4 separate regions of the Mus musculus genome follow, and regions 1, 2 and 4 are each linked to region 3. The links are chromatin loops, found by intact Hi-C in ENCODE. Cell type or tissue: left cerebral cortex. All regions are shown on one strand.

Region 1 (8,000 bases), 90 kb before region 3:
GACCTTTGAAAAACATTGGGCAAGTGCTGGCAGCTGTTCAGACACATGGTCTTGTTAATAGTCCAATTTATGTTTATTGGTTTTTTGTTTTATTTTGTTTTGTTTTTCGAGACACGGTTTCTCTGTGTAGCCCTGGCTGTCCTGGAACTCACTCTGTAGACCAGGCTGGCCTTGAACTCAGAAATCCGCCTGCCCCTGCCTCTCGAGTGCTGGGATTAAAGGCGTGCGCCAACCATGCCCGGCTTTATTTAGGTTTTTAAAAGCAGGGTTAGGACATTGAACAGAACACCTTGGACATGTCAGGCCAATGTGGCACGTTGTTACTCAGGACTCAAAACTGTCTGAGCAGTAAAGCACATATTAGGTCATTGTATCCAGCCCTAGAATTAGCACCAAATCTAGGACTTTTCTCCACCATGAAGTTGTTAAAAGAAAAGGTAAAGCCACTGCAAATTAAGGGAGAAAATGGACAAACAGCACATCAGGTTAACTGCAACAAGACAAAACGAAAAACCAACCAAACCAACCAACCAACAAACAAACCAACAAACAAACAAACAAAAACAAAAACAAAAAAACCCACCCATGACTATAGTATTCTATCTGAAAAAAAAAATCAAACCAACGTCAAGCTGGGTGTAGTGGTATGTGCTATAACCTAAGCCCATGGGAAATGGAAGCTGAGCAACTAGAGTCAAGGCTAGCCTCGGCTACATAGTAAGGTCCAGGCTAGCCTTATCCGAAAAACAAAATCAATCGGTCTCCTGCAGAGGGGATCCATCTTGCCTTGTATCCTAACTAGTCCCCTCTACACCTCAAGGTGGGATTGAACTTTACGCTGCTTAAGCCTCAAGGTGGGGTTGACCGGTAGGATCCGCTTCCAGGGTTAGGGCCTCACATCCTATCCTGCACCTCCTCTAAGCTGCGAAGCTCGGAGATCCCTCTCCTTCTAAGTTCTTTGGGTTGCCTGGCAAAAGCTTATTAAAGATGTAAGAGATCTTTTGGTTTGGGACATTTGGAGTCAACACCAGTGTTCTGGACAATTTTATTTAGAAAGGAGTCATGAGCTACTGACTATGGCAGAGGGCAAAGCTTCCAGACCAAATAAAGTTAACATTTTCTATGCCACATTGAGGCTTTCCTAGGGCAACCCTTTGTGGGGGCTCAGATCTGCTGCTTCTCCTCTTGGTTTGTTCCCAATCCCAGCTCCCAGCCCTAATGATCAGCGTCCTGATAACCCTGACATGTGAGCCATGCATTGCAGGAAGCGGGTGCCTGGTGGCTATGGGCCAGGGCTTGGGGACAGCCACACTTTCTGCAACACTATGCAATTCCTGGAGCACCTGCCAGGATCAAAGCCATGATGGAGCCTGCAGGCCAAGAGCCAGGCCCAACCCTGCTGGCTGGAGAAGCGTTTTGCCCTTAACTTCCCTGGCCACAGTCAGCCCTGTCCCATGGCCTCAGTCTGTCCAGTAGCTCCCATGCCCACTGTCCCTGCCTCCATGGGGCTTGCTAGGGTTTTTATACCTAGAGAAACGTTCCCCTCCCCTCTGGGCCTCCTTTTACTCTGACCTGTGAATATTTTTAACTCTGTAAATAAGACCAGCTCTTGGAAAACAGAGACTATTTTATCAGCTGTCAGTCCTTTTCTTGTTCGATGATGCACCCCACAGGACATTTCTACTCAGGCTCTAAGGAACAAATAAAAGTGTTTTGAAGGTCTTCCACCAGGAAGCCCTCTCAGCTTTCATCATTCAGGGCAGCCGTCATTGGAACTGAAGGCTCCTCTGAGAGGGTTGGCCTTTCTCCCATCTGGTGCTTCCCTCTTTTCAGAGGTGGACAACACCTGGCTTCTTGGGACCTGTTGGGGCAGCTGTTTCCCTTTCGTTGGTTTCTGCAGTAGTAGGAGCTATTGGCTCTTTCAGCTTGCTTATCTCTGGGGTTCCACCACCCTAAGAACTTTATGTATTAAAAAAAGGTTTATTAAGCCCCAAACTTTTGAGGCTGGAAGTCCAAGGCAAGGTGGTTCTGTCAGTTTGGTTTCTGGTGAGGGCTGCCTTGTTCTTGTCACAGCATGGAGGAGGAGGAAGTGGGAGGGGCAGGAGAGATAACTATAACCAGGATGTATGATATGAGAAAAGAATCCATGGTCAATAAAACGAAAAAAGCCCTAAGTGGGGGGGGGGAATCAAAATTTCAAAACTCACATTGCATGCACGTGTAGAAATATTGCAGTGGATCATATTCGTTTGTTAAGTTCTGTGTTTTTCATTTTAAAAATTAACATTTTAGGCTAAGCATCAATGCTCTTCATTACTGTGTGTCTCTATACTCTCCTCTGCTCCTTTCCCTCCCGCCGTTTTGGCTCCTCCCCCAAGCTGACTTTGTCTACACTCAGTCCACCCCTCTTTTGCTTCCCTGTCACACCTACTCCACTGCCCCATTTCCCATCTCCCTTGATATATCCCTCTCCTCTCGTGAGTCCCTTTATCACTTCATGAACTAATACGAACATAAATGTGTAATTTATAGTACACAAACACACATACACTTTTAAATCTAGGTTCCATGTATGAGAGAAGACATGTGAGTATTTGTTGTTTTAAGTTTGGCTTATTTCACTTAGCACAGTGGTCTCCAGTTTCTGGTTTCTGTTCTGCTGTAGAGGTCACAGTTTTACTTTTTCCCCCTGCAGTATAAAATTCCACTGTGTATCTTCACCACATCTTCTTTATCTACTCATCCATTGATAGGCATCAAGCCTGGCTCATTTTTCTGGCTATTGCGAATAATGTATCTATAAACATGGGCATGCAATTAATATGTTTAACAATATAAATAAATGAATAAATAAAGTTTGCAAAACTAATAGTGCTAGACCCTACCACTATTAAAATTTACCCTTTTAAATGTAGAAATGCATTTTTGTATTTACTTATATTTATAATATGTAATATGTATATATAACTATATAAATACAATAATATCAGAAAAGGGCATTGAATCTCCTTGATCCAGAGTTATTGATGGTAGTGAGCCACTAACATAGATCTGTAAATGCTCTTAACCACTGAGCCATCATCTCTCTAGGCCCCTGAAAATCATTTTGACTTGTATATATTATTTGTCTGTTTTTAAAGATATATTTATTTATGTATATGAGTACACTGTAGCTGTATAGATGGTTGTGAGCCTTTATGTGGTTGTTGGGAATTGAATTTAGGACTCTGTTCTCTCCAGTCGGCCCCGCTCAGCCCCACTTGCTCCGATCAACTCTTCTCGCTCAGTCCCTGCTTGCTCCTGCCCAAAGATTTATTGATTATAATAAATAGGTACACTGTAGCTGACTTCAGACACACCAGAAGAGGGCATCAGATCTCATTATGGATGGCTGTGACCCACCACGTGGTTGCTGAAATTTGAACTCAGGACCTTCAGAAGAGCAGTCAGTGTTCTTACCCGCTGAGCCATCTTACCAGCCCTGTTTGTGTCTATTTTCTGAAACGTGAAGGTCCAGCCTTTTGAGTCTTTTTTCTTTTTAAATTCAAGTTTTACAGCAACCTGGTTCTTTAGGGCTCTGAAGTTTCAAGATCAGGCCCCCATGTTTGAAGAGTTTGGCCACAAGGGGGTGCACTGTTCCTTGTGTTCAACTTGTTTTTTTTTTTTTTTAATAATTTTTATTGTTGTCTTATTTGTGTGCTTTGTGCATGTGTGCAGGTGGAGGTAAGAAGACAACTTTGGGGAGTTGGTTTTCTCTCTGCCCTGTTCTGGCAGGCTCTTCCTTGTTTGTCTCTGCCTTGTTGCATACCCTAGTGTAGCTGGCTTTGGCTTTGGCTTTGAAACAACTCTCCTGCCTCACCTCTCATCTTACTGTAGGAGTGCTTCGATTACACATGTGCATGGTCACTTTTTTTTTTTTTAAAGCTGGGTTCCAGGGATCAAATTCAGGTCGTGAGGCTTGTGTGTCAAGTGTCTTTACCTTGTAGGCTTTCGTGAGCAATCTTTAAAAATCAGGTTTTGATTTTGATTTTTTTTTGTTTTGTTTTTACCTTAAAAAAACAGAAAGAAGGAAAGATGGGGTCTCATGCAGCTCAAACTCGTCTAAAAATGTCTGTGTAGCCAAAGATAACCTTGAACTTCTGATGGTTCTGTCTCCAGTTCTGAAGGCTGGGGTTATTTATAGGCGTGTGGTGTCACACCCGGTTTATTCAGAGCTGCAGATGGAGGAAACTCGGAGCTTGATGCATACTCCATAAGCGTTCTACCAACTGAGGGGCATCCTTCAAGAATTCACCTTAAAGTTAAATTCATCCATGAGTACCAGAGCGCATTTCATTTGGAGGGACAATTCTAACAACGTTGAACGCCTCAGGCAAACTATGATTGGCTGCAACTGTTTATTTCAAAAGCAAACTGGGGTTTCAGTCCCATATGAAGACATGGTCGGTGTTGAGACAATGCATATGCCGATTACTCGGATCTGATGGACTTTGCATCTCTCGTAAACAAACTGAATATACCACTGTATCCCATAGATGTGTACACTTGTTAAGTGCCAGCTAATGGCGTCTTAAGTCACTTAGAGCTTGTATATGTGGTAGCAGGGCTGTGGCTGCAGCTTAGTGGTAAAGAGCCTACCTAGCCTGCATAAGGTCCTGGTTCAATTCCCAGCATCACACACACTCACACATAGGAAAATCCCATATGCCTTACTGAGCATGCTCATATCTGGATGATGTGGTGAGAGTTTGGACAAGGGACCAAACTCTAGTTTGCATATGTAATATAACCACATCATAACCATTGCTTTGCCAAGGCAGTTAACAAGTTACAGTTGACAAGTTAATGGGTAAGGCTTCCGGTACATGCCACACCCTAAGTTTGGTTGTGCTAAAAATGTGTGTGATTTGTTTCTTCCTCCTCCTCTTTCTGCCTTGAGTCCATTCCTGACATTAACTTAACTTGTCCTTTTTCTCTTTCAAAATCAACTCAAACCTTCTTAAAAATCTTTACGTTTACTAACAGAGACACTGTATGCCATGATTTTTTTTCTTTCTGTGGCAGTGAGGAATAAACCAATGGTTTTGTGCAAGAGCACCCTCAGGAAGTATCCCAGATTGAACATGTGACCTCCAAAGCTAGTCCAATGGGCGCTACTGTTTCCTTTGAAAAGTCAGTGAAGTATCTAGTGGGGTTTAAAGCTGATGGGTTGAACAGCGCCATATTTTATAATCATAGATCTGCTGTAGTTTACCATTAAGTTAGGGATTGACACATGCAAGTAGATACCTGGTCTTTGTAATACCTCTGTGTGCTGGTCTGCTGACTGAGAATCCCCAGGCTCTGAATGGTACAGGACAACATAGCTTATTAAGGCCATCCTTCCCATTAATGCTAGAAGCTGGGCTCAGTTAACCAGTAACTTCTGTATCAGTGGTATCACTTGCTGCAGAATTGTTATCTTGTAATGGTTAACTTCTCTCCCTACTGTTCCCGGCAAGAGGTAGGTTTTAGAATCAGCCTTCTCTTTATTAAAATTCACCATGACCTAAGTCATTTGACCCTAAAGCAAACAAAACAGAATATCTTCTATGTGCAGTGACAGTACCATTTTACAAGCGTTACTGAACTGGGAAAAGTCTTCGAAAGCCATGAATGAAACACTAACAGATATCTAAAAAAGGAAATAAGACCCCATGGTTTTGGTTTAGTTATTGAGAAGAATGTCTGCAGTCCTGGTTAGCCTTAAACCCATGGTCTTCCGCTATTGCCTGTTGAGTGCAGAGATTGCAGGCCTGAGCCTCCGTACCCACAGCCTTCTGACAATGGAGTCAGACATAATCATCTAACTGTACTTGATGTTGGTTGTTTATTTAAAAAATTATTTTTATGTGTGTGTTTTGCTGCTTTGTATGTTTGTCATATATATGTTGTGTCTGCAGAGGCCAGAAGAGGGCATTAGATCCTCCTGGGACTGGAATTACAGATAGCGTTGATCTGTCACATGGGTGCTGGAAACTGTTCGCTATAGAGAGCAGCAAGTGTTTTCATCCACTGAGCCATCTCTCCAGACTCTGATGCTTCTTCTTTGGCTTTGTTTGTTTGTTTGTTTGTTTGTTTTGAGGCAGGGTCTCACATAGTTCAGGTTAGCCTTGAATTTGCTATGTAGAAGAAGATGGCTGTGAACTCCCGATTCTCCTGCCTCTACCCCTTTCGTACTGAGATCGCAGGTGTGTTGCCACCGCATCCAGTTTTGGCTGGCACTCAACAGTAGTGACGATCTCAAAGTTAAAAAGACACGCCCTCCCACCCACAGCCTGGTTTGCTTTCTATTGGTGCAATAAACATCGCAATCAAAAGCTGCTTGGGCTGGAAAGAGTTTATTTCCCCTGAGAGCTTGTTGTCCATCACCCAGGGAAGCCAGGGTAGGAACTGATGTAGGAGTCACAAAGACGAGATGCTTACTGGCTTGTTTTACAGGCTAACATACTGCTACCTTCCTTCCTTCCTTCCTTCCTTCCTTCCTTCCTTCCTTCCTTCCTTCCTTCCATTCCTCCCTCCCTCCCTCCCTCCCTCTCTCTCTCTCTCTCTCTCTCTCTCTCTCTCTTTCTTTCTTTCTTTCTTTCTTCCTTTCTTTCTTCTTTTGATTTAAGTTTTATTGCATTATGATGAGAAAAGATACACAATTTCAATTTATCTGAATTTGTTAACATTTAAAAACATATTTTGAGTAAATAGACGTACACCACATACTTCTTTCCCTTTTGTACCCCAACTCTTCCCGGAGAGCCCCCACCCCTAAAAAAAAACCCTACAATACCTTTTGTTTTTTTAATCATATTCTTTAAAATTCATAAAATATTGTAACAATAAAAATAAGTATTATAAAAATTGTTTGATATAAAACAACAGTCAATTGAACAGTAGATGTTTGTCTACAGCAATACTGAAGATACATGTTTTTCTCAATATAAATTTTAAATAACTCTATATTAGCTGTATGTTATTTTAAAATAATATATCACTATTAGATTTTTAATGAACAAATAGAGGAAGTCTTTTTGTTTGTTTGTTTTGTTTTTAGTAGAGCTTAAAATCTTGGCTTTTACTGTGGTACAAACCTGCTACCTTTCTTACACTTTTCAGAATGAGTTGCTCAGTGACGGCACTGCCCACAGTGGGCGGGCCCTCCCACATCAGTCACTAATCAAGAAAATGTCTCACGAACTTGCCTACAGGCCAATCTGATGGAGGCATTTTCTCACTTGAGGTTGTTGTTCCCAGATAACTCAAGGTGTTAAGCTGACAAAGAATGAACCGGTAGACACAGACTCCCCACCCCACCCAAGGTTGTGTAACATTGTAGTCACTCTGAGAATAGAAAAGATACCTTGGAATGGTGGAAATGAAAGGATTTGCACAATGTATCAACAATAGCAACAAATCGTGAATCTCCGCCTGCACTATTTTTTCCTTTGGTGAAACCCGGTGGGTGACAGGCAGCAAGCCTGTCTCAGCCTACCGTGAGTCCTTGAGCAGGCAGAAGCACGACTGCTTAATGGGCTTCTGCTTTGTATATTTTTAGACACTGTTTATGACATCTGTACCTGCGGAATTGCAGGCTGGTCTCCAGTCGAGCTGAGGTCTGAACCCCGATGGACATAATTCACCTTCATGACACTGTAGGCGTTCCCTCATGCTCCTGGAACTCCGGCCCCTGCCTAAGGTACCACCTCCCACAGCCCCCACAAGAAAAGCATGGTCAGTAGTCATGTAAGCAATGGCCCAAGCTTCTGACCTTCAGTATAAACTCCTCCCCAGTTACCTAGCAACAGTGAAGACCATAAAAAGGGGTGCTCAGCCCGCACCTCGCTCTCTTATTCCTTTGCCCTCTCACCTCTCTTTTCTCTCTCCTCTTCCCTTTCTCTTTTTCTTCTTTCCTCTTCTCTCTCTCTCTCTCCCTCCCTCCCTCCCTCCCTCTCTCTCTCTCTCTCTCTCTC
Region 2 (8,000 bases), 60 kb before region 3:
GCTGGGATTTGAACTCAGGACCTTCGGAAGAGTAGTCCCACTGAGCCATCTTGCCAGCCCAGCAGCAGAATTTTAAGCTAGAAAGGGGGAAAAGAACACCTTTGTTTTGCAGCATTCTTTCAGATGGGCTGGCTGAGGAGATCGGAAAATAGATACCTTTTACACACTTAGTAGAAGCGAACTTTTCCTATGTCCTACACACAGCAGCATCCTTCCCAAGGGAGCAACTTCTAATTCTACTTTAGGGCACCTCTGATCTGTTTTGCTCACTATTGGGGTTTTGCAACACAAAAGCACTTCAGTACCAATTCAGCAAATGAAAGGAGCAGGGAGGGGGAGGGGGAGGGGGAGAGGCGGGAGAGGGGGAGGAGGAGGGAGGGGGGGAGGGAGAGGGGTTAAGATACACAGACTTTTATTTTGTGCTGCAGTTGGCTGTTTCTCTGCGGCCATTAAATGTATAAGGATGAGCAATGTTCAAGTTTCAGCTTTGAGCAAATGAGTAAAGGAGTCCACTTGTAGAGAAAGGGAAGGTCTTAGGATTTTATAGCTGTGAAGAGATACCATGACCATGGCAAGTCTTATAAAGGAAAACTTTTTTTTTTTTTTTTTTTTGGTTTCTCTGTGTAGCCCTGGCTGTCCTGGAACTCACTCTGTAGACCAGGCTGGCCTCGAATATAGAAATCCGCCTGCCTCTGCCTCCCGAGGGCTGGGATTAGAGGCATGTGCCACTATGCCCCACAGGAAAATTCTTAATTGGTGTTAGCTACCAGTTCAGAGGTTTAGTCCATTACTGTCATGGAGGGAGCATGGCAGCATGCAGGCAGACATTGCTGGAGAAGATGCTGAGAATTCTACACCCAGATCTGTAGGCAGAAGGAAGAAAATGCTGAACTTCTGAGACCTCAAAGGCCACACGCCCTACTGACACACTTTCTCCAACAAAGCCACACCTACTCAGTCAAGGCCACACCTAAAGGTGCCATTCTTTGAATGCCTATGGAAGCCCTTTTTATTCAAGCCTCCAGGGGAAACAAAGAAAAAGAGAATATTTTAAGGAAATGTGTGCTGTGTTTTCATTGCTTTGTCCCAATACCTGATAAACAACTTAACGAAGGATACGGTAAACATACGGTAGCAGGTGGACCCAAGGTGACAGGAGCAGTAGCAGCAGCTCCCGACCCTACAACTCACAAAGCAGGACATGGGAGGAAGGGAGAAGCCAGTGCTCAGTGGCTTTCTCTTGCTACCCTTTTTATTCAGCACAGGGAGGTGAAGATGGAGGTAAGCTTTTATTTAAGGCTCCATGATCAAGAGTGGACTCAGGAGATAAATCCAGCTGGTGACACCATCACAAAAGGCATGAAATACAGATGTGGGTGGCTTCACAGACTGGTGACCCACACCCAGAATGACTGTGATCTTCATTTAGTGCTCTGTTCCTTCAGTGGGAAGCTGTTTGAACAGTTTCATTTTGGGTGTGGCTGGCGTGGGCAGCAGGGGGCTTTACACTGTGGGAGGTCGGAGTGCTCAGCTGACTGTTCACAGTTCTTCTCCCCACCGACCTTCCACCTGTGTATCCCCAGAGCCAGAAGTTCCCCTCTTACTTGCTGTGTTATTCAGTGTTCTTGGACCCTTTGAATGCTACCAACGTTCAAGGCACCATTACAGTTTACAATGTTAACGAAAACATTTCTGTGGCCACTGATGCAGCTTGGTTGGTAGAGTGCTTGCCTAGTGTGCATGAAGCCCCCAAGTTTGATTTCCAGCACTCTGTGCAGTAGCAGAGCACACCTACAGTTACAGTATTCAGGAGATGGAGGCAGGAGGACCAGAGGCTCACGATGATCCTGTGCTGCAGAGCAAGTTTGAGGCTAGCCTGAGCCATATCAGATTCTCTCTCTCTCTCTCTCTCTCTCTCTCTCTCTCTCTCTCTCTCTCTCTCTCTCTCTCTCTCTGTTGATGGTGGTGGTGAACTGCAATTCTTCTGTTCCATGTTGTAATCCCCTCATGCTGGTTCATGTTTCAGATTGCTATGTCAGCATGGTTAAGGGGTGTGGGTAAGGGAGAAGATGGAGTTTGAAGCCTTGTGTGTAACTTACTCAGGTAAATTTCCTTAGTTTCTCTCATCATCCTCTTCTACATCTGAAGATCATTGTGAGCATTAATTAGATAATGTGTGTAAGTGCCTTACCTAATGCTTGGTACCTTGTTAAATGATTAATGTACAGTTTTAAAAATTTATTTTTGCTCAAATACGATGAGTTAGGAACACCTGCTGCTATTGGCTGTTGTTTGCTGTTCCTTTCCCTGTCTATGTGACCAAATAGGTAACAAGAAACAAGTGAAATAAGGAGAGGTTTATCCTGGCTCGCCGTCTGAGGGGTTGCATACAGTTCAGCATGCTTGGGAACACAGTGGCATGTGGTCACTTGGCAGCAGCAGGAGCTGATGGTGGCTGCTCCTTCACAACTATGTGAATCAGGAATCAGAGACTGGAGAGAAAGTCTGTCAACCTCAGGACCCACCTCTTAAGGGGTTCCACACTCACAGCAAATACTCCACTGGCTGGGGACTAAGTCTTCAAACACAGGAGCCTCTGGGGGGCATTTCCCGTTCAAAAGGCAATGTCTGCTTTAAAAATGGACATATTTTTAAAGACTTAATAGGAGTAAGGGGAACAGTGGTTTGGTTCATTTCAGCAGAACTATTTATATCTGTGTTTTTATAAGCACCCCAAACTGGACAGCTGGACAGGACAAAGTAGCTATATTGAGGTTGTTTATTATTATATTATTATTAAGGGTTGGCATTAAAGATTGTGTCAGCACTCCTGGCCCTTCTGAGGTTCTTGTTTGTATGCTTGAAGTTTTTCTGGGGAGCTGCGGTTGGTGGTGGGGTCGGTAGGATCATACTCTGTACCAGGCTGGCTTTGAGTTTGTGGCTAATCCTCCAGCCTTCTGCCCTCCCAGTGCTGAGATTAAAGGCATTCTCCACCACCTGCATCTTTGCCGAAGTTCTTGATTAAAATCTCCACTCTATCTGGATTTCACAGTCTAATCATTTACACAGCTAGCATGGAGGCTCTGGGCACAGCACGTCTTCTTCAGTCACTTAAGTCTTCTTTAATCCTTCGTCACATAGTAAGCACAGAAAATACTGTAGGGTCTCACCTACCTAGCTGTGTGTGGGTGTCCAAGCTCCACCCTAGCACAGCGCTGGGTATGATAACTTCATTCCCAAACCCCTCACGACTTCGATGCCAGAGGCAGCCAGAGAAGCTCAAGGGAGGCAGGCGCGCTCCAGGCCTAGTTCACAGGCTAGCTCTGGGCGCGAGGCTGCAGTTGCTATGGAAACGGCGAGAAAAAACAAACCGGGCTCCCCGCGGGCCTAGGCAGGCCCTCTGAAGACACTAACGGCGGAGGCGGGAGCACCGGTGCTAGAGACGCGCGGCCGCTTAGGGTTCACAGCGGTGCGGGGCCCAGAGTCTGCAACCCGCCCCGCCCCCACCTGAGCCCCTCCCCCAGCTCCTCCCCCACTGCCCGCGAGTGTCGGTAGGTACCACCGCGAAGGGCCCACCCGAGGCTCGCCACTGGGCGGCGCTGGCCAGAATGGAGCGCCGGGGTCAGGAGTCGTCTCTCTGCTTCTAAACTGCAGATTATTTAGTTTATTGATATTCATTTAGTTTGGCTATACTTGAGGCTAGCCTAGAACTTGCTAGGTAGTCCAGGGTGTCCTTGAACTCGAGTCAATCCTCCAATCCCAATTCTAGAATTGCCCTAATTCTAGGATGATAGACGTGCGCCACTGCGCCCGAACTTCTCAATGCATTTTAAAGTATTTCGTTTTCCTTAAATGAAAGTCCCAGCAACTTTAGTAGGGATAGAAATGGCTTTTGGAGGCGGGGGGCAGGATGGTGGTGGTGGGGGAAGCGAATGAGCAGGTGGCGTTAGTGTGCAAGAAGAGGGTAAGAAAATGAAGCCAGTTCGGAGAAACGACGCAGACGTGATGCGTGATGCTAGGCACTGAGTCTCGCCATGTTAATACTGTGCACTTGAGACCGGGTGCATGTGTGCGCGCTTGAGTGCGCGCGCGGCCGCCGCTGTCCCTCCTGTCCCGGCTCGCGCAGGGGTTTAAAGCCCGAGCGGCGTGGGTTCCCAGACTGCACACCTGGATGCTTCGGGGCGGGGGAGACAGGTGTGCGAGCCTGCGAGCGCTGATTGGCCGTCCGTGCCGCGCCTTCCTTGAATTGCTACCTGCTAGGGCTGGCCCCGCAGCCCTTCCTCACCTGCCGCTAGCTTTCCTTGTCCCTGCAGGAGGCGGTCCACGAGCTGCTGTTGCAGGCCGGTGGAGTGCTTGCGGGCTCGGCGTCCCGCGGAGAAGATGAACGGTCCCAGCTCCAGGTCCAGCCACCTGTCGCAGCCGGTGGTGAAGAGTGTGCTGGTGTACCGCAATGGGGACCCCTTTTTCGCCGGGCGGCGTGTCGTCATTCACGAGAAGAAGGTGTCCAGCTTCGATGTCTTCCTCAAAGAAGTGACTGGCGGTGTGCAGGCGCCTTTTGGGGCGGTTAGGAACATCTACACCCCGAGGACGGGCCACCGCATCCGAAAACTGGACCAGATAGAGAGCGGGGGCAACTATGTGGCTGGGGGCCCGGAAGCGTTCAAGAAACTCAAGTGAGTCTGTGTGCCCCGGCTCTGTGGGGTGTGGTTGATAGGAGGCAACCTCCGGGTGCCATCAGGGAGCTGGCAGTTGTTGGTAGAGTTGAAACTGGAGAAGGAATTTAACTTCAGTAGCAGTAGGTGCAGATTTTAAGTGAATGGTTAAACAGTGTAGAAACAGCAGGATTATTTTATTATTCTGAGACAGTGTCTGTAATGTTCCTTTGAAACTCACTAGATCAAGCTGGCCTAGAACTCTCCGCAGTCCTCCTGTCTCAGTCCCCAAAGTGTGGGATTACAGGTTTGTTTGTTTAAAGCCCTTTACCCCCCCCCCCCCAAAAAAAAGAACCAACAACGAATTAATTCGAGGGCTGGATGCGCTGTTGTGACTTCCCTCTTCATTGTTTGAATTCCTTCATTGCAAGCAGAATGCGCAGAGCCAGGCGCTGTGCCCTCTTCCTGTATCCGGGGTGCTGGTGCTGGTCAGAAAATGCTTGGAAAAGTCCACTGACTTTTGTGTCTGGCTCATGATAATCTCTAGGCTACTGTCTGGATAGGGCGCTCTCTCACAGTCATTTCCTGTGAATTAGCAAGGGAGATTCAGGGCTGTGGAGTTGACTTGTCTTTGAGGCCCTCCAACCTGCACACCAATACTTCTAATGCAAACCATAAAGGGATGGGTACAGTAAGAAAAGTACTTAAGTTTGTGTGGGAGTTGTCGGGAGTGGACAGGATAGTGAGCTACATTGCATGAGTGTTTTAAGGCTTTGCTGACATATACTTTGGTGATTTGCAGAATTGCAAACCATCACTAGAAATCCATTTTTACCACATTTCGATCACTCCCCGAAAAAAACCCCTGACACCTCCCAGTTCTCCTTCCTTCAGGCTTGAGACAACCACTAAGCTATTTCCTGTGTCTGTAGGATAGAGTAGTATGGCAAGGGACTTTGTGTCTGCTCTGTTTGCCATTGTAACATTTTCCAGGGGTCATCCCCACTGTAGCGGGTGTCCATGTCACTGTATGGTTGAGTGGTTTCCCATGACGTGGATCTAATGATTTTCCTTCACCCTATGTGGCTGATGGATATTTGGGGATGTTATGAAGGATGTTTCTGTGGACGTCCGTTTACCACTTTCTGTATCTCTCAGTTGTATCTACCAATGGAATTGTGGAATCATAGATAATTCTATATTCTATAGCTTTAAAATACAATATTTTAATTTAAATTTATCCTGGATCCCATGATAGCTAAAAGTTAAAAAGCATCTATTATAAATCTGTTTCCTGTGATTATTTTCTAACTTTATGGAAGCATTTTTACCAAAATACCACGAAAGTTCTCTATAACTGCCGTGCTCATCTGGCTTGCACAAGCTGAGCTCTAGGGATCTTGCTCACAGGGGATGGAAACTTTCTTCTTATGAAAGATAAAGGATACTTCTGGATTTATGTTTTCCTTCTCTGAAACTTCTCTTAAACATGATTTATCTAACCCTTGAGGAAAGAGCTCAATGGAACCCTATGTCTAAAAGAAACTTAGAACTGTTTTTGTGTTGTTTGTTTGAAAGCATCTCCCTTAGTCCAGGCTAGTCTTTAACCCCATATGTATCCAAGGGTGACCTTGAACTCCTGACATCTGGCCTCCATCTTCAGAAACTTGGAGCTTTAAGCAGAGGACTTAGATTTTGTTAGCTACTTATAGCTGTGCCCTTGGACAAATCTTTGAAATAAACTGGTCAATTTCTAGTATGGTGAAAGTGGGGATGTAGTTCAGCTGGGAGCGTGCTGCCTATCATGTGCAAAGTCCTTGATCTCCAGAACTGCATAAAACTAGGCAACCTGATTCCTTAAGAGGCAACGCAGGATGATCATAAATTATGGTCATTTTCTGCTACACAGGAAGTTCAAGATCAGCCTGAACCTTATCTGCCTGCCTCTATCTCTCAGTTGTCATTAAACTTGGCTTTATGTGGTACTAGGCCAACCTTGGATACACGAGACCCTATGTTTAAAATGAAAAAAAAAAAAAGTAAAAACTATGGATAGAAATGGGTTTTGTAACATAAGGCAACTCTATGGCCAGTATCTTGAATTATGTCTATATTTCAAATCAAGTTATTCCCATAGCTGGGAGTAGTAGGATCTGTAATCCTAGCACTTGGGAGATAGAAGGAGGAAGAGCAGGAGTTTAAGACCAGCCTGGGCTACAGAGGGAGTTCAAAGCCAGTCTGGGCGGTGTGAGCTCCAATCTCAAACAACAATGGCCTCAAATCCAACAAAAACAGCCACTTAGATAGAGAATAATTTATATTACTTATTATAATATATAATGGCAGCACATATTTCTTATAATACATACAATACAGTAATAATAGAGAAAGGAAATCTCATTCAGATTTGAACAGCTGGAAGCTGTAAACTTTAGTTATTTGTCTCTCTTTGTTGGTGTGGTGCTACCAACTCAGAACGATAAGCTACAGCTTCCAGCCAACCAGAGCTTGTCTTACAAACCACTTCTTATGTGTACAGAGTGGATCTGCAGGGTTAACATTTGCTTTTAGTTCACACTTAAGCACACAGAAATCGAGTTTGCTACTGAAACCCCCATGGTTAGTTTTCCATGTTGACAGACACTGGAGTAGCAAGTCAGTATTTCCCCGTGCTTGTGGTGAGAGACACTGAGAAGAGAATATGCTGAATGTGTTTGGAACTTAGTATTTTATAACATTGCACATATTGCTCGTGTAACAACCGAAGCAACTGATAGAGCAAAAGAGGCTGAAGAGCGTGAGTGTCATTCATGGGCTTCTGCTCTGAGCCCACATCATGGTGGGGAAGACAGTAAAATACTTGTCAGAAAGAGAATCAGTTTCCTGCTGGGACGTCTTTCACTAAGACATTTCTAATATTTTTGACACCACCTCCAAAGTTCAAGTAGGGTTTAAACCATTCTTTTACAGCACTTTTAGAAAGTGTTTCTCAAAACGTTTCTTGGGGCCAACAAGATGGGTGAGTGGGCTAAGGTGCTTGTGCTGTAAGCCGAGTGAGGAGAGCTGGACTTCTGGAACCCATGTGAAGATGGAGGGTGATAATCCACTCTACACAACTGTTAACCAGCCTCCACATGTGAACTGCGGCATGTGCATGACCAAGCGCATGCACACACACACACACACACACACACACACACACACACACATTCCATTAACCTGTGAGGTCTGAGACATTTAGAATATAAAACAGGAGACATTATCCTATATACAACAGAATATTTTATTTTTTGATAGACACACCTCCAGGAAATTCACAAAAGGCTCGTTTCATTGCTGAGATCCACT
Region 3 (8,000 bases):
GGGTGGCGTTGGGATAGAGAAATGGGTACAGAGAGATGCCATGAACATGGTAGCCAGTGTTCAGTGTCCACCCAAGACCCCACTGTGCCAAGTTCTCTCCAGGACCTAAATAGTGACAAGCAAGACAAAAGCCATGAATTTAGGTTCAGAAATAATATTTTCTCTTTTTCCTTCTCCTTCCTCCTTCCTTCTTTTTCCTTCTCTTAAATTTGATCCTGAAGACATAATGCAGGTGCCCCTGGCTTCTGTACTTAAAATTGAAAAAACAAAACAAATACAAATACAAAACCAAACCAAACCAAACCAAACAGTACAAACCAGGAAAGATGCAGTGTAGAAGTAACAAAGGTTTCCTTCCACCGAGCAAATGGCAGAGAGGGTCACCATGCACCTGCTTGCTCTGCAGTATGGATTTTGACCCTCGCACCTTGTGGTCAGTGAATCTCTAAACAAACTTCAACAGAGACCCTCAGCATGTGTAGGGTGATGTGCCTGAGAAGTCAATTTCTTTATGACCCTGAACTCCAGCATGAAAGTCCATCTTTCTCCTTGAGTAGAGGAGGCCTGAGAGGCCCTGGGAGATTAAAGAAAGACGCTCTCTGAGTTAGTTGAGGAACCTCAGATCTTTTATGCAGAGAGAGCCTTATTTGGTGTGATTCCTTAGGTAAGCCTGGGCGTATAACAATCCGAGTCTAGACTTGGTAAGGCAGACAGCAAGGGAAGCTGGAAGAGGTTATTATTCCTGAAGACACAGAGCTTGCTTGCTGATTGGGTAGATAGGGTGATGGAGAAGATAGAAGCAGGGAGAACCACAGGGCTTTGAGCTCAGATGCCAGAGAAAATGGTAGTTCAGTGACTAGAAAGAGGCTAGGCAGAAGAAATAGTTAGTAATGGCTTCCTTTCAGAGATGCTGAGTTGGTTTGTCTAGCCACATAATGACCTGATTTGAGGCACTGTGTGGTTGTGCTAGCACACAGGACAGCCTAGCATAGCCCAGACAGGCATCAGTAGTAATGTAGCCTGAGGGAATGGGTGAGTAGTAACCTGGAGGGGACACTTTAGTGACAACCTCAGGCGACATAAGCCTAGAAAATCCAACCTCTCAGGGTGGAGGAGGAGAAGGGGAGAATTTATATCAGTAGCTAAAAAAAACAAAACAAAAACTTCACCATTAAAATGATAAATGAAACCCATACGTTTAAGGTTTTGGGAAATAATTTATTAAGGTTTATTTTATGTTTAAGTATGTGTATATGCCTTTGAGGGGGTGCACGCATATCAATGCAGATACCTGCCAAGGCTAGATAAGGGTGTCAGAGGCCCTGAGGCTGGTATTGCAGGCAACCGTGAGCTGCCTGAGGTGGGTGTTAGGAGCTGAATTTGTGTGTGCTGCAAGAACAGTATGCACCCTTAGCCTCTGAGCTATCCCTCCAGCCCTAAGAATTGTACTTTGTTCTCATATTTTCCTTTGGGCCTTGTGGCAGAATTCTGTCTGTGTACATGCCATGTCAGTCTTAGCTCTCCACTCTCATAGTTCTATAGACAAGCAGCACAGTATAACTACAGAGACCCAGTGTAACTGGATAACCGACCCAGGGTCACAGGGTCCCAACTCAGCCCTTCACGTTCCCTGCTATTGTGCTTTGCAAGTTTGTATTTGCTAGTACGAAGTCTGAAAAGCTAAAATTTCCACTAAAGATGTAAGGTAGTTGCTGCTCGGCAGCACATGTCTCAGACACATGTTTCATTCATTTGGGATTCTTCCTTAGGAAGGCTTTCTGCAACCATGTGAATATCCAGAACGATGCCTGACTGTCCAGGTGTCTGTCTGTCCGGGGGGGGGGGGGTGGTGGTGGTGGTAGAGATGAGTAAAAAGACAGGCATCTCTTTGATGCTTGTAGTCTATTACAGGAGATAGCTGTTGACCTAACAATTCTGTAAGTCAGCAGAGATAACTACAGAGTATGATAAAAATGAAATAAAAAAAAAGCCTTCAGAACAATATGAGAGTCTAAAAAGAGAAAACCTATTTAGATAGCTATGCAGAGGCCTCACTGAAGAAGTGACTCTAAGGTATAAGGCATATTTCCATCCTGTAGAAAAGAGGCTCATAAGGTTAAACCTGCCCTCATATGTTAAAATATAAAAATTAAAATGACAGTTTGTCTCTCTTCTCACAGTGCTCCCAGAGTGCTGTGAATATCCATCTATTCATTATTCATGCTGTCACGGACTCTATCAGCTACCCACCCATTCACCTCATCAGTGATCCATCCTTCAACTATCAGCCACACATCCACCCACACAGCCAACCACCCCTCAGTAAACTCTATGAGCCATCCATTCACCCATTCCAAGAGCCATCCACCTACCCACTCCACCAAACACCCAGCCTTCCTCCTTGTCAGCCTTCTATCCTTCACTCTGTCATTCAGCTGTAAGCTTCGTCTGCTCGACATCTTTCCTCTCTCAGCCATGCATCCTTCTACTCCATTAAGAACTACGACCCATTTTATCAGACATTCAGCTATCCACTCTGCCTACCATCTACTCATCCACTCCAACAGCCATTTACCCACCCACTTGTCCACCCTGACACCTATCTGCATCTATGTATCAGCCATGCACTTACCCACTCTGTCATCCACCCACCCACCTACCCACCCATCATCCATCTGTCCATCCATCCATCCATCCATCCATCCATCCATCCATCTTCTCTGTTAGCCATCCATCTCTCCACACTACAAGCTACCCACTCACCTATACTATCACCTGTCAACCCATTCGCTCTATCAACCTATTATATCAGTCCATTCATCCAGTCAGGTGTTCACTCAACACATTATTTGTTGATGATTTATTTACTAAGTGCCAAGAATGACTATACACATTTAATGTTATAAAGAAACTGACCATGATCTTCCCGGATCTTTCAAGTCCTTGTGTGTGTGTCAGGAGGATGGAGATGTCTTGGAGCCAATCATGCAGGAAGGAGATGGCAGGGAAGAAGCTGAGGTAGAAGAGCCAAAGTTATCCAAATTGTTGATAAAGAATGTAATAGGAGAAGGGGAGGGAGAAGACCAGGGCAGTTGGTGCTGAACAAGGAGGGGCTGGTAGCCCAGTCATACAGACCCAAGCAAGGCTTGCACCCAGGCCTCCACGGGAAGCCACTGAGGGGCTTAAAGGAAGACTGCTAGCATTTGATTTATACTTTTAAAAAAAGATTTATTTATTATGCATACAGCATTCTGCCTGCATATATAACTGTGGGCCAGAAGAGGGCACCAGATCTCATTACAAATGGTTATCAACCACCATGTGGTTGCTGGGAGTTGAACTCAGGACATCTTGGAAGAGCATCAGTGCTCATAACCTCTGAGCCATCTCTTCAGCCCTTGACTTATACTTTTAAAGAAAAAAAAAAAAGAAAGAAAGAAATTGTGTGTGTGTGTGTGTGTGTGTGTGTGTGTTTGTATACGCGAATATAGTAGGTACCCATGGAGGCTAGAAGAGTGTCGGATCCCCTGGAACTGGAGTTAGAGGTGTTTGTGAGCTGTCTGACATGGGTCCTGAGAACCCATCTTGGGTCTCCTGCAAGAGCAGCAAGTGCTCTTGACCACTGAGCCCCATCTCCATCCCTTGGTTTGTAATGTTTAAAGTCATTATGGCAAACACATGTCAGAGAAAGAATAGAAGAGGCAGAGGGTGGTTGGAGTCTAAGTACGGGATGCAGGTACCTGGGCTCTGTGGCTGCAGGGCTGACGGGAGGGCTCTCTGTCAAAACCTCTTTGAGTGTGTTATTGCTGGTCAGTTTACTTGCCCATCAGCTATTGGTGCAGTTCCTTCCGGGGCTCAGTTGCAGTTCTTGGACCTCTAGAGGTTTCAAAACCCTGACTGCGTATAGGTTCCCTCTCTAGTGTTCTCTAGAAGTCTATGCCTGGTGCCTTTGATGTCAAGTAGGGAATAACTTGGAGGAACTTGGTCAGGACAAGGGAAGAGAAAATAAGTGAAGGTTTGTTGCTGCATGGTTGGTATTCATCTGAGGAGAGAGCAATCTAGAGCATGGTGCCTGGCGCACACCAAGTTCTCATTCAACCCACACAGGGTGTGTGCGGATGCCTGGCAGTGAGCCGCCACCGCGTCCTATGCCAGTAAACTCAGTCACAAGCTTGGTTTTTAACAGAACTAATTTACACCTTTTCTATAATTAATAGGTTCTCTGGAGAACGCTGGGCTTGATAGATCATTAACTGTCTAGCCCCACGGGAGGGGGATGAGTGAGAGGCCTGTGTAGGAGGGTGGAGCTTCCTACTTCAGGCGCTTCTGTCGACCTCCCTCAGCACTGACCTTAAAGGGGACGCAGAACCAGATTGTGAGGCATGTGTGTCTCGCACACAGCTTCCTATTGATTGTGTTATTGCATGAAGAAGAACGGCTATGGGAGAAGGAGGTGTGGGGAGTGGGGACGGGAAAAGTGGGTGGGAGAGTGGGGAGGGGAAGGAATAGGGCTTTGGGATATAGGTAGACTGAAAACAACTAGTAGAATTCATCGTATAAAACGCTCTAGCGACTGATAAGTGGGAGAAATGCAGAAGTTGATAAGTTGAGAATAATTTTAGGTTATTATTCTAGTCTCAAAATAAAAAAGAAAAGTGACTTATTTTCATAAAGAAAGCTCCACACATGCAGATCCTTCGCCTCCGTTGTTCCACCGCACGGGATCAGGGAGCCCTCTAGTGGCAAAAAGGTGAAAATGACAGAAACGCTGAAAAGCGAACTGGTCTGTTTTTGTTAATGTCCGGTCAAATGCATTTTATGGTCAGTAGTTTGGGGTTAAATATTAGGATTTCCATGGTCTTGACTCAAGACTCAGTTGCTTCCACGAATCAATCAGTTATCATGAAGTCACTGTGAGGCAAATCATAAATACATTAAAAAGAAATTTTCCTATCCCCCCAAATTGCATTCTGTAGTGTAGGTTTGAAATTGCTGTCAGGATAGGCAGCTCAAACCTGCCATCGGTAGGTGCATGTGAGAGAGATGTCAACGGAGTCATAGCGCGCTGTAGGAGCTCTTCAGCAAGGCCAACTCACAAAAGGCCCTATGGGAAGGAGATGGAGACAGGAGATCCTCAGGGGGTTTCTGGCTAGCTTGTGTAGGCAATCGGTGAACTCTCAGACTCATGAGAGACCCTGCTTAAACAAGGCACACACACACACACACACACACACACACACACACGTGCTCACACGCACGTACACACATGCACACACAGAGGGGGAAAGAGAGAGAGGAGAGACTAGCCAACTAGGACTCATGAGAGACCCCGCCTAAACAACACACACACACACACACACACACATACACACACACACACAGAGAGAGAGAAACAGACAGACAGAGACACACAGAGAGAGACAGAGAGAAATAGAGAGAGAGGGAGAGAGGGAGAGAGAGAGAGAGAGAGAGAGAAGGTGCCAGATGTGAAGCCTCTATCTGCATCCAGGGGTGCACACCTCTCCCACACACATACACAAACAGAGAGGGAGAGGGAGACAGGATGTGGAGCAGGGGAGAAAGCAGGGTCGGAGAAACACCGTGCCTGGAGAAAGTGAGTTCTTTTCAGTAGACAATGCTAAATACATGGCTTTAACCTTAAACTATGTGCTGCTAGTCCATGCCCCTGACCATCAGGAATAGTGCACGTGTGCGTGCGTGTGTGCGTGCATGTGTGCATGTGTGTGTGTGTGTGTTGTGTTGCTTATCATTTGCTAAAAGAAGTCAACAGATTGGAAGCAACAAAACAAATATTCCCCAAAATGTTGAAAACACATGTGGATATAGGTTGATAATCTCTGTTTGCAGTTCCGAGTGTTACTCTGGGCCAGTAAAGTAACTTCTCTGTAAACCCTGCTAAAGATTTCTGCAGCCGGGCAGTGGTGGAGCACGCCTTTCATCCCAGCACTTGGGAGGCAGAGGCAGGCAGATTTCTGAGTTCAAGGCCAGCCTGGTCTACAGAGTGAGTTCCAGGACAGCCATGACTGCACAGAAAAACCTTGTCTCAGAAAAAAAAAATTTTTTTCTGCAAAAAAGAGAATTCACCATTCCTTTCCCATGCCACATTTTCTATGCTGTTCAATAAATATAGAACAAAGGTTTTAGTTGGGACAGGCAACAGGGACAGACACACACAACAGACAGACAACAGATATGCTACAGATCACAAACCACAGAAGTGGAAGACACAGGGAGAGGGGTGTAGAATTCCTGCTTGGCTTGCTTCTGGTCTAACTATCCCAAGAGGAAGTTAAGGTGACATTAACACATGTACCCATTGAGACACCTCCCAGCCCTCAGACCATCCTACTTAGTGTTCCCTAAACCATTTCTCTGAGTGGTTTACCCTTTGAAAATGAGGTAATATTATTAACCCCCTAGGTGGTCGACAACAAGGTCTCCATTCTTTCTGTCACACAGTCCTGCCCTTGCTGGAGTCCCACTCCCTTACCCATGGGTTTCCATAGAGTCCTTCCAAGCTTAACAGCATCTCCAAACCTTCTAATAAGGCACTGACCGTCTGTGAAGGGTTGCTGTTGTCACGAATTTTACAGTGTTCAAGTCACAGGATGTACTGACGTCACTAAATACAGACCAGTCTGGGTTTTGCTAGCGACTGCAGAAGCTCCACTCCTGTCCTGCTGTCTGTCTGTCTTCTCCAGACAGTGACTGTACTGAAAAATAGAAAAGAAAAAAAAAACTCTGCTTGTAGATCATACAATAATTAAATGGAAACTAGATGTCTAAATTGCAGTTGGAATGGGAAATTAAATTATGCAAAAATGTTATAGATTTGGACAAGTTTTCATACTGTTAATAAATCTATGCATAATTCATTTTCTTGTAGGCTGTGACAAAATTGCATAAATAACTTCATTTGTAAGATGGGGATTTTTTTTTTCTGTTCTTAATTGGGTGATGGCTAAAACAATTTAAATGCTTTTGGGTGACTGAATATATAAATGTTTAAAATGAGCAGTTATAATAGGCTTCCAGGCATATTTGTTTATTTAATATTACTACATTATTTTCAGACAGTAGCACAGTACAGATGTTGCATAAAGATTGTACCAGTATGGTTGAGTTGTTTATGTATGTATGTATGTATGTATGTATGTATGTATGTATGTATGTATTTATTTATCTATTTATTTACTTACTGCATTCTTGCAGCACTGGAGATTGAGTGCTGGGTCTCATACACGCTCGGCAAGTGCTTGTTCTATCAGAGTCACAGCCCTGTCCCTGATTTGACTTTATATCTTTACATACATCCATATCTATATCCTCTGATTTTAGAGATAACACAAGACCCTTCCCATCAGGCAATATGATGGATAGGGTGCTAGATAGCCACATAGTTCTAGGGATCCCCCTCCGCCCATGTTGGGATTGCAAGTACAACCTCTATGCTGGGCTTTTCCTGCATGTGAATGAGCCATCTATCTCCCCAGCCCAGGAATGGCTTCATTTTCTGTTTGTCTCTGTGTGCCATGGGATGGAATCCTGGCCTCAACATGTGCTAGGTAAGCACTGGGCCTCTGAGCTCCATCCCCAGCCCTAGGGGAAGGAGTGTTGTGCTACACCTGCCTCTAGGAAGGTGTGTTTGCGGTTACTGAGATACTAAGACCAACAGTTGGAAACTAATTCAGGGCCCTGTCTGTCCCTGGGCTCACTAGTTAGCCACATGAATGTACTGGGAACAGTTCACGAGCCAGTTGTGACGGTCTAATGTTTTGTCATTTAGGGAAATTATCGGCAATCCAAGTCAACCATCGGGTCTAGTGATAACTCATCTCCTCAGCCTCTGAAAAGGAAAGGGAAGAAAGACTCAAACTCAGAAAAACCCACGAAAGTGAAACAGAGTGTGAAGTCGAAGACTTCCCACCAAGCAATCCCAGACAATGGTGAGTTGCGGTCAACGGTCTAACGGTCATTTC
Region 4 (8,000 bases), 180 kb before region 3:
TGACCAAAAGCTACTTGGGGAGGAAAAGCATCTTCTTTTATCCTACACTTCTGCATCACAGTCGGAAATTAGGACAGCAACTGGAGGCAGGAACCTGGGAGCAGGAACTGATGCAGAGGCCATGGAGGAGAGCTGCTGACTAGTTTGTTCCTCATGGCTTGCCCAGCCTCCTCTCTTACATACTCAAGGGCGCTCAGGGTGGCACCATCTACAATGGGCTGGTCCATCTCATATCAACCAAGATCATCTCCTACAGGTCTTCCTATAGGCCAGTCATTTTATTAAGATTCCCTCTTTTCAGGTGACTTACTTGTGTGAAGTTGACAAGACAATCCAGCCAGCACACACCCAGCACTGTCCAGCTCTACGACAGCGATAGAAGTGAAATTTCTACATCACGTCTAGCTTGATGCCTCTTTGTCCCATCACTCAAATATTTGGTGTCTTCAGCAATAGGTCTTACCATCATGTTCTGGGAGGTAACCCACAGCACTGGCAAGAGCTTTTAATAACACTAAAGACCTCTCTTTTTCTTTTTTAAAGTCATATGGAAACCTACTGTCTACTATAAAAGCTTCCATAGATAGAGGGATTTAAAATAAGTTACTCTCTAACAGGATAGCAACACCCTTTTAAGCACCACATGCTGACAAATAAAGAACCCAGTACCAGCAATGGATAATGTCTTTTGGAGTTGTTAGCCACTGAGGTCCCATAGACCTCCAAACAGTACAGGCTACTATTGATTGTGGATTCCTACCAGCTAAATCCATAGGGAAAACAAAATTATTTTCTTTATCAAGTTAGCATGCCTCAAGAACTTCCCTATTCCCAAAACAAAGAAACAACAATAACAAAAGCAAGCACAGGCCCGTTCATCGGCCACGGCCCTCTTACAGCCTCTTTCAGAACTCCCATTACCATTATCAAAGTCTACTGGGAAGTCCTTAGATGGTCCACAGGTCCTGAATGAAGCAGCTCCTTCCTCCCCAAGCTCTGTGACAGCTCCCTGCATCTCTTCTTAGTTCTTGGTCCACTCTAGGCCACAAGGGCCTCCTTGCTGTTCTGGAAGCCCAGTAGCCATGTTCCCGAGTTGCTCAGGATCTCCCCTTGCCTCTCTTCATCCTTATACCTAATATCCTCAGAAAGGCCAACCCTGATGTTATAGGAGAAAATGTGCCCCCTGCTAGAGGGAGGTGTTGAAGCCCCGAGTCACCTCATCAGTGCCTCAGAATGAGTCTTTAAAGAAGTGATTAAAGGCAGCTAGGCCTTCAGTCAACAACTGGCCCCAGAAGAAGGCCACGGTGATAGAACCACACAGACCAATTGGAGAAAAAGCATGATGTCTACAAGTTTGGGAGAAAGGCCTCAGATGAAACCAGGCCTGCCGCCATCTTGATCTCTGTTTTAGGGTTTCTATTGCTGCAACACAACATCATGGTCAAAAAGCAAGTTGGTGAGGAAAGGGTTTATTTGGCTTACACTTCGACAACACTGTTTATCAGGGAAGGAAGCCAGGACAGGAACTCAAACAGGGACAGAAACCTGGAGGCAGGAACCTGATGCAGAGGCCAATGAGGGGTGCTGTTTACCAATGGCTTGCTCAGACTGCTTTATTATAGAACCCAGGACCACTAGACAAGGGATGCCACCACTCACAACGGACTGGGCCCTCCTCCACTGATCACTAACTAAGAAAATGTCTTGTAGGCTTCCCTATAGTCCAGTCTTATGGAGGCTCCTTCCTCTCTGATGACCTTAGCTTATTCCAAGTTCACATAGAACTTAGCCAGCACAGCCTCTGACTTCTGGCCTCGGGAACTGCAGGAAGACACACTCCTGTCACTGTAAGCTGCCCAAATGGCCACCTTGGCCTCTCCTCTGACCTCTGGGCCTGCATGTGTCTTTTGCCCCCACATTATTCATCAGTTCCAGCACACTTCCTTGCTCTTTACAGCTTGCAGTTTGGATCTCCAAAACATCACGTAAGCTCTATAAGGGGCTGGATTTTCTTAAGATTCATTTATTTTATGCATATGAGCATTGGCTTGCATGCATGTATGTGTGCCTTCAGCAATCCCCTGGAACTGGAGTCCCAAACTGGTGAGAGTTGCCCCGGGAGCGCTGAGAACTGAACCCAGAAACTCTGCAAGAGCAGCAAGTACATCTCAAAAGGCGAACCGTTCTCCAGCCTCCCCCAACCTTTTTTCTGGACTCTGTATTCCAAGCACCTCCAGAAATACGTGGCACCCCCACGAAGGGTGGACCAATGTGAAGGCTCTAGTGCTTGTACCCTCATCAGGAGACAGCAGCAGGAAATGAAGGATAAAGAGACTATGATTTCATGGGGTTGGCTGCAGGGGTACTATCAAAAATAAAGGAGGAAGAATTTTTCTAAAATAATTTTCTGTCCTCACCATCTACCCTCCACTGTCCAGCCATCTCTGTTAGTAAGCGCATTTAGACCTAAAGTCAGAGAATGCCCCTAGACTTTTTCCCTCCTCTGAACGAAGCTCACATGTCCTTTCTCAGTGTCCTTGACACAGCTCCTACACATACAGCCCCAACATGCAACCTACATATACAGATACACATTCCCTACATACAGCTTTCACATACAGGGCTCTCTCTCATCTTCCTTCTACTCTCTCTCTCTCTCTCTCTCTCTCAGATAGGCTGGCTGACATAGCTCACTTTTATTATGCACACCTGTCGATACATGTAGGAAGGGGATCTGATAACCGTACGCATGCTCCAAACTAATTTATCTCTTTTTGTTGTTTGCTCTGGCTTTCCGTACTGTGTATCCCGAGGAACCGGTTTCACTTTGTTTCACTCTGTGGATCTCTGCTTCCTTCTAGGCCGGGATCCCGCACCTGCGGTGCTCTCACCTTGACCGAGACCCCTTTCCAGCTGTTGAAGGCATCGTAGGCGGCGCGCACAGCAGCGCGGGCCTCGGGTACCCCGCAGTCGGCCACGGTGCCCAGCTTGGCGCCGCTGGCCGGGTCGTACACCGGGAAGGTGGCGGGGGCTGGGAGCCAGCGGCCGCCCACGAAGCTGTCCCCGCGGAGTAGGTCGGCGTGGAGGCCCCCGGGGCCGCTGGCGTAGCTGCGCCGCGGGGTTCCTGCGGGCTCCGGGCGGAAGCGGCCGGGAGGCGGCAGCGCAGGACGCGCGGCCCAGAAGCTCCGCAGCAGAAAGCAGGTCGCCATGGCCCGGCAGTAGCGGCGACACCGGCAAGGGACAGGCAAGCGAGCTGCAGGATCTCAGGGGTCGCGGGAAAGCGGGAGCCCGGCGGCGGGGACGCGCGGGGTGGCGGGGACGCGCGGGGTGGCGGAGACACCGAGAGCGCCCTCTCTCTGAGCTGTTGAGATTGGAGCTGCGAGGAGACAGAGCTTGAACTGTGTTCCCCGCACGTTCTTCTCCAGGGCCTGCGAATGGAAAGACTCCCAGCAAGATGAATTCGTGCACATAACTCACCGTTCTCAATGTCGGATGCTCACCTGTCATTTCTTTAGGCCTTAATTGTGACGGGAGCACTTTCTGTTCCCCAGTTCCCCAGCCCCGGCAATATGCACTCCGTCTAAAGAAGGCACCAAAGGCCAAACTCGCGGTTTCATATGCTCGGGCTACTGAGCATTGGAACTGGGGATCACTGTTCAGTGAGGGGTGAAGTGTGGCTCAGTGATCGGTTCCTTGCATGCTTTTCTACATATCCCCTTCATGAATTCGGAGCACAGCGCTCCTGAGTACTGAGATTTGGGGCAACCGTTCAATTAGGGTCGAAGTGAGGCTTCCTCTTGCATGCTTTCTGTGTGTGTCCTCTGTTGGTCCTGAGCAGTGGTGCTCCCAAGCCACTGCCCTTTGCTTCGTGACGTAGCTGCTGTACATCAAGCAACTAACAGAGCTGAAGTTTAGTAACTGGAAACAATCATCCTAGAAGTAATAATAAGCCCGGTGTTGTGGCCAGCACTTGGGAGGCTCTCGGTAAGTTCAAGGCTGAGACCCTATTTTAAAAAAGAAATCAACAGGGGTGTGAGGATTGAACATAGCACTATCACCTTAAACAAAATCTTCATCCTCCTGCTGCATCTGGGCCCCAAACTCTGCAGAAGAAAGAAACCCTAAGTTTTAATTTGAATAAAAGAAACAGCAGGTTTGTGTTCAGAATACGTGGAGTCAAATGTTGTTGTTATTATTGAGAAAACATGTTATTATGTAGCCTAGGATGACCTACATCTCGCAGTCTTCCTTCCTAGAGTTCTGGAATTACAGGCGAGCACTACATGCCCCAGTTAGAATATTGTATTTGCAAAATGCCTTGGATGTTCTTTTAATTGTTGGCTTTGTCTTCTGCTGAGTCAGAGCCTCCCAGTCATGTGCCAGATACATCTGGCAGAAGTCTCAATAGCAGGATTTAATTGTGTGTACAGGTAGGTGTGCACACATATGTGCTGTGTGTGTTCACTACTTTGTCCTGTATTTTATTAAGGGAACTGGAGCGAGAAGCGGTCAAGATAAGGAGGGCCTCCGGTGGCTTTCTCAGCTATCGCAAGCTGGCCGGCCTGTATTCCTGCTGCCTGTAGGGGGCGCTCTACTCATAGACCATTCTATCTTCTCTGGACATTCCTTCAGATCTTGTCTTAATCACTGTAGACCCCAAACTTGAAATCGGCTTTGTGTCTCGGGATCCAATATAGAATTCACTGTCTCTCGTTATCTCTCTCTCTCTCTTCCTCCCCTTTTTTCTTTTATTTCTGTAAAGATTCATCTTGAAAAAAAAAAAAAACAGAAATAAAAGAAAAACATCTTGTTTGGTAACCAAAGCCAACGTCAAATTCACTATGCAGCCCAGGCTGGTCTTGAACTCAGGGAATCCACGGTATCAATCTGAGAGTATTCAAGCAAGTCACCGCTCCTGGCTTGAGAAACTTTGTAAAAGCTCTGCCTACTCTCCTTTTCAGCTGAGTTGCCCGCCTTGCATTTGCGCTCTAGGAGTAACACCGAAGTCTCGTAGCACTTTCACTGTTTGTTTCTTAGAAAGTGAGAAAAAAAAAACCCACAAAAATTCCCAAAAGCCTAAGCACACAATATTTAGGTTTAGTCTTACTGTTAATCTTCACAGCAACGCGGTAGTAAAATGCTTTTACTTACTTGTTGAAGGAAGGAGCTCACCAAGGCAATTGTCCCTATGGTCTGAGAAGTCCATTAAGTGGCACCCGAAACTTCCTACACTGATGCTTCTCCCCAGCAAGCCCCCGTTTGGAGTGGAAACAATTCCCTCCAGCCTCTTCCCCGTGACTCCCGGATCTTGGATGGGTGCTCACTAGGACCCACAGGAGAAACGCAGTCACGGGGGGCGGAGCCTCTTCTCCCCTTGGGTTCCTGGGTACCATGAGCTTCCAGTTCCTAGATTTTAAACTTACCTATTTATGTGAAGAACTGGAGGGTTGCCAGGATTGATTTTTTTTTCCCCCTTCTACCATGTGGGTCCCTGGGATTGGCCTTAGGTCATCAGGCTTGGCTGCAAGCACCTGATGAGCTATTATTATTCCTAACAGTGACATAGAAAGCTATGCTTTATTTTGAACGCTAAAATTGTATCTAAAGCTGGTCTTGGGGGCTCAGGCCTGCATTTCCAGCACAGAGATGTAGAGACAAAGAGATGGAGAATTCAAGGTAAGGGCTGGGGAGATGGCCCAGTGGGTAAAAGTGCTTGCCTTACACGCCTAATCACCGGAGTTCAATCTGCAGAACCCATGTAAAAAGGTGGATGCAGTGGGTATAGCTGCAGTTCCACCACTCCTATGGCAAGGTGGGAGCTGAAGGCAGACGGATCTCCCAGATGCACCAGTTAGCCTGGAGTACTCTGAGAAGCAGAAAGATGAAGAGAGACCTTGCCTCAAGCAGGTGTGTGTCTGTGTGTGTGTGTGTGTGTGTGTGTGTACTGAAACTTGTCCTCTCATCTCCACAGGCGTGCATGTGCGCGCACACACATGCACACACACACACACTTAAATAAATCAAGGCATAACTCAGCTACATAGATGGTTTGAGGAGAGCCTAAATTACATGCAGCTTTATAAAAAAATATTGTGTTTCATCATTTATCTGCATATGGAGACTAGTTTTCATTTCAATTGAAATTGACTTCATCCAACTTTGTTTTATACCCATATCTAAATTTTTAGAAATAATCTTATACTGACTAAACTGAATGCAAAGTTGGTTTATTGATAGGAACGAAATCAATAAATGGGTAGGGGATATAGCTCAGTGTTAGAACACTTGTCTAAAATGAAGGAAGCCCTGGATTTGATCCCCCATGCCACAAAACCCAAATTAAACAAAAATCAACAGGGAAAATAATAGAAGTCCCTGGTGAGTCTTTTGGGTGGGGGAGTTTTCTTCTGAATGATAGTTGTGAAGGAATATTGCACTTATAGTATACTGATCTCCACTTAAAATGCATTGTGCATTGGCTCATCTGATAAACACAATGACCCATAAGGTGGAAACTATTATTACCTCTGAGTCACAGAGAAGCAGAAGCATATTTTAATAACTTGCACAAGGTCCCTCAGCCTGAAGCTAGCAGGATTGGTATGCAAATGAGGCACACATTCTCACAGGCTCCTAGGATACCTGCACCCTTGCTTTTCAACTTGTATTTGCATTTCAGAGAAGCTCCGGGTGATGGAATCACACTGTCTCTTTATAAAAAAGGCCTGCGTTAGCAAGGTGGATAGCAGTAGGGGGGAAAATATTTTCATAAACATGTGGGCATGTACGATATAGGGGTCAGAGGTCAACATCAGGTATCTTTCTCAATAGCTTTCCTCCTCTTTATTTCTGAGATGGTCTTTCTCCAAACCTGGAGTGCATTGATTTGATTAGGATGGCTGGCCAATGCACTCCGGGAATCTGCTTGCCTGTGCCTCCCCTGCCCTGGAGTTACAGGAGCACAGTACTGTGCCTGGCTTTTAAATGCTGGTAAGGGTGGGAATGCGGTCCTCATGCTTGTGATGTCATGAGTAAAAGGCATCTCCCCAGCGTTTCTCAAAAAAAAAAAAAAAAAAAAAAAAAAAGCAACATTATTGCATAGCCATCACATGGCACTAAGTGAGGGATTCCTCCAGTTTTTGTTGCATTAACAAATATGGTCATTCTAAGCTTCGAATGTATAAAATATATAAGGAATCCGGGGTTAGTATTGGTTAGTAATGGAACCCATTACCTTCTCTGGTGTTTTATGTGGCTTGGTTTTCGTATATCTGCCTAAATAGCTCTTTTAGTCAGGGTTTTCACCTGGTGATTCTTGCCAGTCCTCTATCTGCTATCTTCTCGTCGTTGTTTTAAGCTTTTTACTGCATTTATTTACTTGTGTATGCGGGTGGAGACTCAGTCCTCTCCTTCCACCGTGTGGGTCCTGGGGACTAAACTCAGGTCATCAGTCAGGCTTGTTGGCAAGTATCTTTATCCACCGAGCCATCTTGCCAGCCCTGTTGTTGTTCTCAAGAAAAGGTCCCAGTGTGGTCCAGGCCAGCCTCAAACTTCCATCAACCATCCGTTTTCAGCCTCTAGAGTTCTGGGACAACAGTAAACGCCATCACCCCCAATTTTCTGTTATTGGCTGACTGACTATTCTTGGGTGCTCTTAGGTCCTAATTTAGCATCACTATCATCTTACCTGCAGACTTTAGGAGGCTCAGAGGGACAGGCAGGCCAACTGAGACTTCAGCACGCATAGTAATACTGGGGGATCCGCCACTGACTGTGGGTGGCTAGGACAAGAGGACACAGAGGAGAGCTTACTCATCCTAGGGACACTGGTTCCCCACTCCAGTTGGGTGTCATGTCACAGAGGGATGTAGGGCCAGAAGTCAGTTCTTTGGGGTTTTTATTTGGTTCTGTATAGAGAGCTAAAATTCTAGATTTATACGTCAATTTTCTCACTTAACAAAAAGTTAGTCTGATATGCTGAGCTCACACCTACTGTCCCA

Evidence for each region. Peaks named below come from ENCODE experiments on the same cell type or tissue, not always from the same donor. Only the 100,000 strongest peaks of a DNase experiment are listed, where the experiment ranks them.
Region 1: a loop joins it to region 3, with 13 times the contacts of the local background. A loop is called at or near these places in 32 of 42 quality-filtered maps.
Region 2: a loop joins it to region 3, with 6 times the contacts of the local background. A loop is called at or near these places in 8 of 42 quality-filtered maps.
Region 4: it touches region 3 in a loop (4-fold over the local background); 7 of 42 quality-filtered maps call a loop at or near these places.

The regions. Positions count from the first base shown.
Region 1 is chr13:25,021,230-25,029,229 of GRCm38, forward strand. No RefSeq gene overlaps it. Among named protein-coding and RNA genes, the nearest start is that of Mrs2, 4.9 kb to the left of the region's middle. In left cerebral cortex, a CTCF peak has its summit at 3,626 (motif pointing right); DNase peaks (open chromatin) are centred at 3,620 and 4,263.
Region 2 is chr13:25,051,891-25,059,890 of GRCm38, forward strand. Dcdc2a (doublecortin domain containing 2a) reads left to right here and starts at 4,114. Exons shown (of 10, transcript NM_177577.3): 1 at 4,114-4,673. The coding sequence starts at 4,381. In left cerebral cortex, a CTCF peak has its summit at 3,591; DNase peaks (open chromatin) are centred at 3,336, 4,201 and 4,480; H3K4me3 peaks cover 1,698 bases; H3K27ac peaks cover 1,120 bases.
Region 3 is chr13:25,111,440-25,119,439 of GRCm38, forward strand. It overlaps Dcdc2a (doublecortin domain containing 2a), which reads left to right. Exons shown (of 10, transcript NM_177577.3): 7 at 7,808-7,967. Among named protein-coding and RNA genes, the nearest start is that of Dcdc2a, 59 kb to the left of the region's middle. In left cerebral cortex, CTCF peaks have their summits at 3,299 (motif pointing right) and 4,740 (motif pointing left); DNase peaks (open chromatin) are centred at 4,163 and 4,724; H3K4me3 peaks cover 811 bases; H3K27ac peaks cover 785 bases.
Region 4 is chr13:24,934,360-24,942,359 of GRCm38, forward strand. It overlaps Aldh5a1 (aldhehyde dehydrogenase family 5, subfamily A1), which reads right to left and starts at 3,302. Exons shown (of 10, transcript NM_172532.3): 1 at 2,892-3,302. The coding sequence starts at 3,209. 9330162012Rik (cDNA RIKEN 9330162012 gene) reads left to right here and starts at 3,042. Exons shown (of 2, transcript NR_102323.1): 1 at 3,042-3,244; 2 at 3,426-4,690. It also overlaps a transcript of Gpld1 not described here. In left cerebral cortex, CTCF peaks have their summits at 3,354 and 4,576 (motif pointing right); DNase peaks (open chromatin) are centred at 2,150, 2,893, 3,352 and 4,557; H3K4me3 peaks cover 2,420 bases; H3K27ac peaks cover 2,041 bases.